2 separate regions of the Homo sapiens genome follow, and region 2 is linked to region 1. A link is an interaction called in ENCODE POLR2A ChIA-PET data of the cell type or tissue named here. Cell type or tissue: PC-3. All regions are shown on one strand.

Region 1 (5,000 bases):
CTAGTAGCATTCTGGTTGCCAGAAAATAAAGGAAATTGGCTTCACCATCAATTTATGAGATAGGTAGGAAGATATGGTTGACTCTCCAAAGGGATGCTAGAATTCTATTTAGCTACCATATGATTATTTTGTAATGATTCTTAATGGTTATAGATAGAAGATTCATATATATGAGATACTGCTAGATATCCACTGTACCTAAGAATAGAAATGCTAATAATGTTATGAGATGTACATACTGTTTTTTAAATTCATATTGTTTTTTTAAATTAGATATCCAAATCTAATTGTTATACTCTTTGGGCACAGTTACCAATTGGTATCAAATTACAAGCCCAAGAATACAACAGGATATGTGTATGCATAAAGTTCACAAATTTAGATAAATCTAATTTCACTTTATTAGATTCCAATTTTGTCTTGATATATGGAGTCTTTTTTTACCCCCTTTAAAATTTTTTATTATGGAAACTTAAAACAGAAAAAATATATATAATGTATCCATTATATGGGCATAAATAAAATAATATAATGTACCTATATTCCTATTACCCAGCTTCAATGGTTATTAACCCATATCCCTTCTTGTTTTCATCTATATTTCTTTGCCCATTGGATTATTTTGAAGCAAATTCCAAAAATTATTTATTTAATCATTTAAAGAGAAACTTTGTTTCTTTACATATATAACCATGATATAGTAATCATTATCACATTTGAAAAGAAAATTAGAGTTTCCTGTGTTCTGGATTTTGCTGATTGCATCCCCATGAAGTTCTGTAGCATGTTTCTCTGACACCTGTATTTCCTGTTAGACCTAGAAAAGGTTCTCTCAACTTCTCACTGTTGGAATTTTGTACTGGATAATTTTTTTGTTGTAGAAGACTGTCCTGTGCCTTGCAGAATGTGTGGGAGCCAAGCCCTTCGGCCCCAGTGGTTTGCTGAAAAATTACCGACAAGAAGCAGATTGATTAATAGGAAAAAAGGCATACACATTTGTTTAACGTGTATACACGAGAGCCTTCAGAACAAAGATCCAAAGATATAGGGAAATTGTTCATTTTCATGCTTAGGTCCAGCAAAGTATGGACAGCCATGTAGAAACATGATTGGACAAAAAGAGTATGATCTAATGCTAATAGACTTAATGGGGAAACCCAGCAAAGCCTGTCTGTTGAGATTCTTCTTGCCCTCTCAGAGCATGCATTTCGTCCTTCTGGGTGTGGGCAGGGCTCTCTCTGGGATGGGGGTCTTATGGCCCACAGTGAAACAAGGTAGGTCATTTCATTTCTTTATGGCCAGTTTTTACACAGGGTATTGTTAGGCTTTCTGGTTGGTTTTTGAGGAAAGGGGTTCTGATTTCTATGACCCACCTTGGGGAAGGGGGATTCTAGTTTCTGTGGCTGACCTCGGGGGAGAATGGGACTAAGAGACAGGAGAGCAGAAGTCAGAAAAAAACTTAGCTTCTGCGGCTGCTTCTGAAGCCTACAGTTTGGGGATTGTTTTCTGAGCTCCAGTAGATGTTTAGCAGCATCGCAGGTCTCTAGCCACTAGTCAACAGCACCCCCTCCACCAATTGTGACAACCAAAAGTGTTCCAGACATTGCCAAGTGTCTCCTGGGGGCAAAAATTGCCCCTATTGGGAACTCTGCTAATCTAGAGGCTGATGAGATTCAGGTTCATTTTCTTGGAAAGAATTCTTCATATGTTGTTGTGGTATTTTCTACCTTTTCTAAACATCACTTTTTATCTCTTTTGTCATATACGGTCTCTTAATAGACTATATACTTAAAATATTTGCTGAAGCTTTAGAAGCCTCAGTTTTAACATTTATTTGAGTATTTATATGATAATATCCAAAATGTATTAGTTATTTTACCATTTATTTTGAATTTTAGAAAAAAACAATATATTTTACAATTTGGTAAAAATACAGTACTCTAGGTGACTGTGTAACCTCTTAAATTTTTTTCATTTACACCCCCCAGGTTTGGATTTAGGTTTACAGTTTATAGATACAGGTGCTTCTTGTTTTAGTATTAGTTTGATAAAGTACCAATTATTTTTAAAAGGGATGATACTTAGTATCATTAAATAGAATTCCAAATGACTAATAAGAGAGAGAATGCAGGCAAAGTAAACCTTTGAGATTTTGTGAAACATCCTCTGAATTCTCTATATTCTGGCCATACTGATCATTGCCTCACTACTCTTTTATCTGTGTTGGCAATTGACCTTATTCTCTAGCCCCTTAACCAACTATTCCTTAAGTCCTCACATTAGTTAGACACAACCAGCCCCAATACTAGTGAGCTAGGCCTCTGTATAACAGAAGACAAAATATAATTAAATCCTAAATAAATGATACTATGTTTATTGAGTACTTTTTCTTTTTAAATTAGGTTTACTTAGGAATTCAAATGCATTCAGTAGTTACTGTTTTGTGTTTGATCTTTTAAGCACCCAACTCTGTTGCTACAGAGCATAGATACTTTTTCTATCCCATTAATTGGCTTGATTGAAGCTGTTAAGAAGCATAATACTCATTGGTAGGATACTGACTAAAAATACTGCTTGTTTCTAACTGTGCTTCACCAGTGAAAGTTGTTGGTAATTAAAATGGATTAACTCATATCTGGTTTTTTGTTTCACATTAAACTGAGGAGCCAGGGTATCTGTCATCTTACATTGGGCTCGTCTTTTCTCTGGGGGCCTGTTGTTTATGTTAAAGTAAATTTTGTTTGATTACTTGTTTTCATGATGCTAGATTTGCATGAATTTCATTTTGAAGACCTTTGTGGTTATCAGTGGCTTTTAAAATAAAAATAGCTCCACATTCTCAGGAGGAGTTGGAATTTGATCTCTAACGAATTATACAGGGAAAGGCTTGTGTGGTGGGATTCCAGTGATCTTTACTCAGATTATCTCTGTCTGACATCTCAGAAACTGGGTTATTTTAGCTCCCTTTAAATTTGCTTTTGAGAACATCCACTATCACATTAACAATACTTAGTTGATTGTTGCTTCTGTGAAATGCTCTTTTCTGCTACATTGGTCTACCTTGTCTTTATATGCCTTTAACACTTTAGTATGTATAACACAATCTAACACTTCATACAATTTATTATTTCCCTAGTTAAATTTTTGAAAAGTTTTGAGTATAAAATTGTGTGTTATATATCTTGTACTGAACATGTAGAAAAGACTCAGAATATGCTTGTGATTGATTGTCAGGTTATTAAGAACTATCCAGCATGTATGAATTTTGTAAATATGCTCACAGGAAGAGTTACTTCAAATCTGACTGTGCCAGAAACCACTGACTCATGACCAGGTGTGGTGGCTCACACCTGTAACCCCAGCACTCTGGGAAGCTGAGGCAGGAGCATCACGTGAGCCCAGGTGGCCGAGATCTCCCTGGGCAATGAAGCAAGACCTTGTTTCTACAAAAAATGTAAAAATTAGCCAAGCGTGGTGGCATGCGCCTGTAATCCTAGCTACAGAGGAGGCTCGGGTGGGAGGATCACTTGAGCCCCAGAGTTCCTGGCTGCAGTGAGCTATGATCATGCCACCGCACTCCAGCATGGATGACAGAGCGAGACCCTGTCTCTAAAACAAAATAAAATTAAGGAAAAAACCTACAAACCATTGACTCATGGAAATAAAAAATCATATCTGCTGTTCAAAGCTTCAGGCATGTTCTTTGAAATTAATAATTGTTTACTTTGGTGGAACCTCATACATCCCTATAGATTTCCCCCTTGCTGCTCTTTTTCTGTTGGTTTAGCTTCTTTCTCTCCTTCTCTCCTCTCTCTCTTTCTCTCTTTCACTCCTTCCTTCCTTCATTCATTCATTATTTTTTTGAGACACAGTCTCACTCTGTTGTCTAGGCTGGAGTGCAATGGCGTGATCTTGGCTCACTGCATCCTCCACCCTCCAGGTTCAAGCGATTCTCCTGCCTCAGCCTCCTGAGTAGCTGGGATTATAGGCATGTGCCACCATGCCCAGCTAATTTTTGTATTTTTGTAGAGATGAGGTTTCTCCATGTTGGTGAGGCTGGTCTTGAACTCCTGACCTCAGGTGATCTGCCCACCTTGGCCTCCCAAAGTGCTGGGATTACAGGCGTGAGCCATGTTGCCTGGCCAGTTTAGCTTCTTTAAAACAGACATAAATAAATGTACCTTAACTTACATCTTAGGTTTAGATTTTTGAACGATTTATGACTTAGCTGTATTTGGTTACTATTTTGTACTAGCTTAAAAAAAAAGAAATTAATTTTACCAGACCTGATTTACTTCTTTTTTCTTTGGAAACAGGAATATCTGGTATAAAGGGTAATATCCTACTAGAGATGAATGAGGAAACCATAGTTTTAAGATGACTTCTGCTGATACAGGATATGCTTTCATTATGCTTTTACTTACCTTTCTCCTCAGTTAATGAACAAAGGCAAGTCTGAAATATTTTTTGGAATGAAAATGTTGAATTAGGATAGCCTTGGGAGAGAACAGAAAAATATCTTTTTTAAAAGTTACTTTTTGGACACAGTGGTTCACGCCTGTAATCCTAGCACTTCAGGAGGCTGAGGCAGGTAGACTGCTTGAGCCCAGGAGTACAAGACCAGGCTGGGCAACACAGCAAGACCCCCATCTGTAAAATTAAAAAAAAAATGTTAAGCTACTTCTTAAAAAGAAGTACCTTAGATATAAATACTTCAAATATTTGTTTGATTTGCCCTGCTCTCAAGCTACTACATTTAGTTGTTAAATTTGAACTCCAGGTTTCAGCTAGTGGTTATATTAGATAGCACATTAGAGAGGGTGAAACTCATCAAATGGTGTGACTGCCCACCTTGTCCTCTACATTTATGATGAAAACTGAAGTTAAAAATATATCAAAAGAGGCTGGACACAGTGGCTTGTGCCTGTGATTTCAGCCCTTTGGGAGACCGAGGCAGGAGGACTGCTTGAGGCCAGGAGTTCAATACCAGCCTGGCCAAC
Region 2 (5,000 bases), 320 kb after region 1:
AAACCCTGTCTCTACTAAAAATACAAAAAATTAGCCAGGTGTGGTGGCAGGCGCGTGTAATCCCAGCTACTCAGGAGGCTTGAGATAGGAGAATCGCTTGAACCTGGGAGGTGGAGGTTGCAGTGAGCCGAGGTCCCGCCATTGCACTCCAGCCTGGGTGACAGAGCGAGACTCTGTCTCAAAAAGGAAAAAAAAAAAAGTCTAAGTGGTAAAGTTTGTTTGTTTTCTGGTTCTGTAATAATTTTTGTTTTATTACATCATGATTAGAGAATGGTGTCTCAGGCCAGGCATGATGGCTCATGCCTGTAATCCCAGTACTTTGGGAGGCCAAGGCAGGGGGATCACTCAAGCTCAGGAGTTTGAGACCAGCCTAGGCAACACAGTTAGACCTCACCTTTACTAAAAATAAAAAAATTATCGAGGTGCGTATGCCGGCACACACCTGTAGTCTCGGCTACTGAAGAGGCTGAGGTGGGAGGATCACTTCAGCCTGGGACTTTGAGGTTGTAGTGAGCTATCATCACCAATGCACTCCAGCCTGGGTGAAAGAGTAAGACCCTAGAGAAAAAGAGAGAGACAGAGAGTAGGGAGAGGGAGAGAGAGGTGTCTTTATTCCTTTTGCAATGTAACTACTTTTGGGATTTATTGAAGTTTTTGTGACATAATTACTGTGCAGTCAATTAATTTTGAAAACGTTCCATAGATACCTCACAATAAAATAAGTTTTTAGTCTTTAGATTATAAATTTGATATATAAAAAGGAGCTCTATTGAAAAAATATGTTATTTGGGTCTACCTTATGACCATGGCCTAAAAGAGAGGTAAATTAAACTCCCTAACTGGTATGTTTCTATAAAAAGCAGTACAAAATTGCTTTGTATAGTCTTAATATTAATTAGATAATTATTAATTAGTGGTAATGTAACCACAAAACAGATTCACCTTGCCTGCTGCCAAGTATTATTTGTTACTTAGATACTAATAAGAATTAATAAAAATATCAATTGTGTGAATTTCCCAACCTTATTATTAAAGAACTATTGTCTCATTTAATGATTTTTCTTTTTTAACAGAATTCACCCAAGTCTAGTATTAAGATCAGAATCTCTGCTAAACTTTTTCTTTTTTTTGAGATGGAGTCTCACTCTGTCACGCAGGCTGGAGTGCAGTGGCGTGATCTTGGCTCACTGCAACCCCTGCCTCCCAGGTTCAAGCGATTCTCCTTCCTCAGCCTCCCAAGTAGCTGGGACTACAGGTGCGTGCCACCATGCCAGGCTAAGTTTTTTTTGTATTTTTAGTAGAGATGGGGTTTCACTGTGTTAGCCAGAATGATCTCAATCTCCTGACCTCGTGATCAGCCTACCTCGACCTCCCAAAGTGCTGGGATTACAGGCGTGAGCCACTGTGCTCCGCCTAATCGCCGCTAACCTTTTACGCTTGCTTGGTAAGAACACATTTTTCTCAGCCTTTTGTATTCAAACTTTCTTTTTTTCTTTTTCTTTCTTTTTTTTTTTTTTTTTGGAGACAGGGTCTCACTCTGTCACCCAGGCTGGAGTACAGCGGTGCCAGTTTGGCTCACTGCAACCTCCACCTCCCAGGTTCAAGCTATTCTCCTGCTTCAGCCTCTTGAGTAGCTGGGATTACAAGTGTGCGCCACTACACCTGGCTAATTTTTGTATTTTTAGTAGAGACGGGTTTTGCCTTGTTGGCTAGGGTGGTCTTGAACTCCTGGCCTCAGATGATCCACCTGCCTCGGCCTCCCAAAGTGCTGGGATTACAGGGGTGAGCCACTGCACCTGGCCACAACCTTTCTTAATCATTTTGTTTTATCATTAGGTTTTACTTTGTGATTAAATATGAGAATGTCTTTCAGCAGGTGATTGTCATATCAACAAGCAAGTCATCTTACTTGTTGATATGACAATTATGTGTTGGTCTATTATCTTTGCTTTATTATTGTTTGTGTTTTTAGTGATAATTTGAAAGGTGTGTATTATTTTTGTTCTAGTAGCTACCTTTATCACTTTTTTAAGAAATAATTTTTAGAAAACGATAAAGACATAACCCTCATGTAGATACAAGAATGAACATGTGTTGAAGATTTTATTTTTCTCCTTAATTAGCAAGGGAACCAGTCAGGAATGATAACTCTTTCAAAGGAAAAAGTCAAAGGAACACAAATTTAAATGGACAAAGAGATTGAATTACAAATGGAGGCAAACTGGTTTTTCCACAAGGGAAAGAACTCAAAGGAAACTCTCCTAGGTAATACAGTTTGCATATCTATCAGTCACCTACGATTTACAAAGAGATGCAAAATAGCTCAAAGACAATGAACAGGACCAAAAAATGCAGTTTTTCATTGAAGTACAAAATTGCTTCTTATAGTCTTAATATTAATTAGATAATTACTAATTAGTGATAATGTAACCGCCCAACAGGTTCACCTTGCCCGCTGCCTAGATGGAGCTGATGTATCAAGACAGGGGCACTGCAAAAGAGAAAGAGTTTAATTCATGCAGAGCCAGCTGTACGGGAGACTGGAATTTTATTATTATTCAAATCAGTCTCCCTGAAATTCGAGGATGGCGGATTTTAGGATAATGTGATAGGCAGGGGCCAGTGAATCAGGAGTACTGATTGGTTGGGTCGGAGATGAAATCATAAGGAGTCAAAGCTGTCCTCTTGTGCTGAGTCAGTTCCTGGGTGGGGGCCACAAGACCAGATGAGCCAGTTTTTTGATCTGGGTGATGCCAGCTGATCCATCAAGTGCAAAATATCTCAAGCGCTGATCTTAGGTTTTACAATAGTGATATCATCCCCAGGAGGGCCAAAATCTTTCAGCCTCCATCTGCGTGACTCCTAAACCATAATTTCTAATCTTGTGGTTAATTTGTTAGTCCTGCAAAGGCAGTCTAGTCCCCAGGTCAGAAGGGGAAGGGCATTGTCCTTGTTTGGGAAGGGACATCATCCTTGTTTCAAAGTTAAACTATAAACTAAGTTACTCCCAAAGTTAGTTTGGCTTATGCCAAGGAATGAACAAGGACAGTTTGGAGGTTAGAACCAAGATGGAGTTGGTTAAGTCAGATCTCTTTTACTGTAATAATTTTCTCAGTTATAATTTTGCAACTACAGTTTCAGTAATACTCTTAATCTTCTGTTTCTTTAGACATATCTATCAATTTTGTTTATAGGATGAGCAGCTAATTCCAGTTTCCCTGGGAATTTCCTGGCTTCCACACTGAAAGTCTCTCATCGTGGGAAACCCCTCAATCGATGGAAAACCAGGACCGTTGGTCACTGAAATTTTCTACTATAAGAAATGATAGAATTATTGTAGTTCTACTTTGTTCCATTTTTTTTTTTTTTTTTTGAGATGGAGTCTTGCTCTGTTGCCCAGGCTGGAGTGTAATGGTATGATCTCGGCTCACTGCAACCTCTGCCTCCCGGTTTCAAGCGATTCTCCTGCCTCAGCCTGCTGAGTAGCTTGGATTACAGGTGCCCACCACCACGCCCAGCAAATTTTTGTATTTTTAGTAGAGACGGGGTTTCATCATGTTGGTCAGGCTGGTCTTGAACTCTTGACCTCAAGTGATCCACCCGCCTTGACCTCCCAAAGTGCTGGGATTACAGGCGTGAGCCATCATGCCTGGCTCCACTTTTTTCCTGAGGAAGTTTTTATTATTTATTTATTTTAAAGATAGGGTGTTGCTCTGTCACCCAGGATGGAGTGGAGTGGTGCAATCACGACTCACTGCAGCCTTGACCTCCCGGGCTCAAGTGATCCTCCTGCCTCAGCCTCCCAAGTAGCTGGGACTACAGGTGCATACCACTAAGCTCAGATAAATTTTTTATTTTTTGTAGAGATGAGATCTCCCTAAGTTACCCAGGCTGGTCTTGAACTCCAGGGCTCAAGTGGTCCTCCCACCTCAGCCTCCCAATGTGCTGGGGTTATAGGAGTGAGTCACTGTGTCTGGCCATGCCCAGCTAATTAAAAAAAATTCTTTTACAGAAGGTGTCTCACTGTGTTGCCTAGGCTGATCCAGAACTCCTGGCCTTAAGTGATCGTCTCTCAGCATCAGAAGCTTTTTTTTAGATAATAGTGGTACAAAACCTTGACTATACCTGAATAAGTTTTTTAAAATTCGGATGCTTGGGGCCCAACCCCAGAAATTCTAATTTAATTGGTCTAGGATATGGCTTGGCCATCTAGGATTTTAAAAGTCTACTCAGGTAGCTCTAATGTTCAGGCAAGGTTGTGAATTGCCAATATGTAAAGATATGGAGCCATCTGCAAGATGTATTGAATGCAGAGTAGTGTATACAGACGGCCTCTGACATACAGTGGCTTGACTTATTATGATTTCTGACTTTATAATGGTATCCATACAACCATTCTGTTTTTCACTTTCAGTACTGCATTCAATAAATTACATAAGATATTCAACCCTTTATTATAAAATAAGCATTGTGTTAGATGATTTTACCCAACTGTGCACTAAGTGTTTTGAGCGCATTTAAGGTAGGCTGGGCTAAGCTATGGTGTTTGGTAGGCTCAGTGTATTAAATGAATTTTTGATTTACGACATTTTAAACTTACAATGAGTTTATCAGGACGTAGCTTAATTGTAAGTCGAGAAGTATCTGTATAGCATGTCACCACTATGTAGAAAATGGAAAAGAAAAAGAAAATATTTATATATTTCCGTATATGTACATAAACCATCTCTGCAAGGACGTAGAGGGAACTGGTAACGTTGGTTGCTGCCAGGTATGTGAACTTAGGGAGTAGGAGGGAGATTTTTCACTGTGTACTTTTTGGACCTTGTGAATCTATTATTAATGTTTTAAAGTTATTTTAGGCTGGGCGGGGTGGGGTGGCTCACGCCTGTAATCCCAGCACTTTGGGAGGCCGAGGCAGGCGGATCACTTGAGGTCAGGAGTTTGAGACCAGCCTGGCCAACATGGCGAAACCCCGTAAAAATACAAAAATTAGCTGG

Evidence for each region. Peaks named below come from ENCODE experiments on the same cell type or tissue, not always from the same donor. Only the 100,000 strongest peaks of a DNase experiment are listed, where the experiment ranks them.
Region 2: POLR2A ChIA-PET joins it to region 1 with 8 read pairs; 2 of 35 experiments call an interaction of 5 or more read pairs at or near these places.

Annotation. Positions count from the first base shown.
Region 1 is chr2:62,028,926-62,033,925 of GRCh38, forward strand. All of the region lies in intron 2 of COMMD1 (copper metabolism domain containing 1), which reads left to right. Among named protein-coding and RNA genes, the nearest start is that of COMMD1, 130 kb to the left of the region's middle. In PC-3, no CTCF peak of the experiment used is centred here; no DNase peak of the experiment used is centred here.
Region 2 is chr2:62,352,728-62,357,727 of GRCh38, forward strand. No RefSeq gene overlaps it. Among named protein-coding and RNA genes, the nearest start is that of MIR5192, 150 kb to the left of the region's middle. In PC-3, no CTCF peak of the experiment used is centred here; a DNase peak (open chromatin) is centred at 2,694; H3K27ac peaks cover 1,183 bases.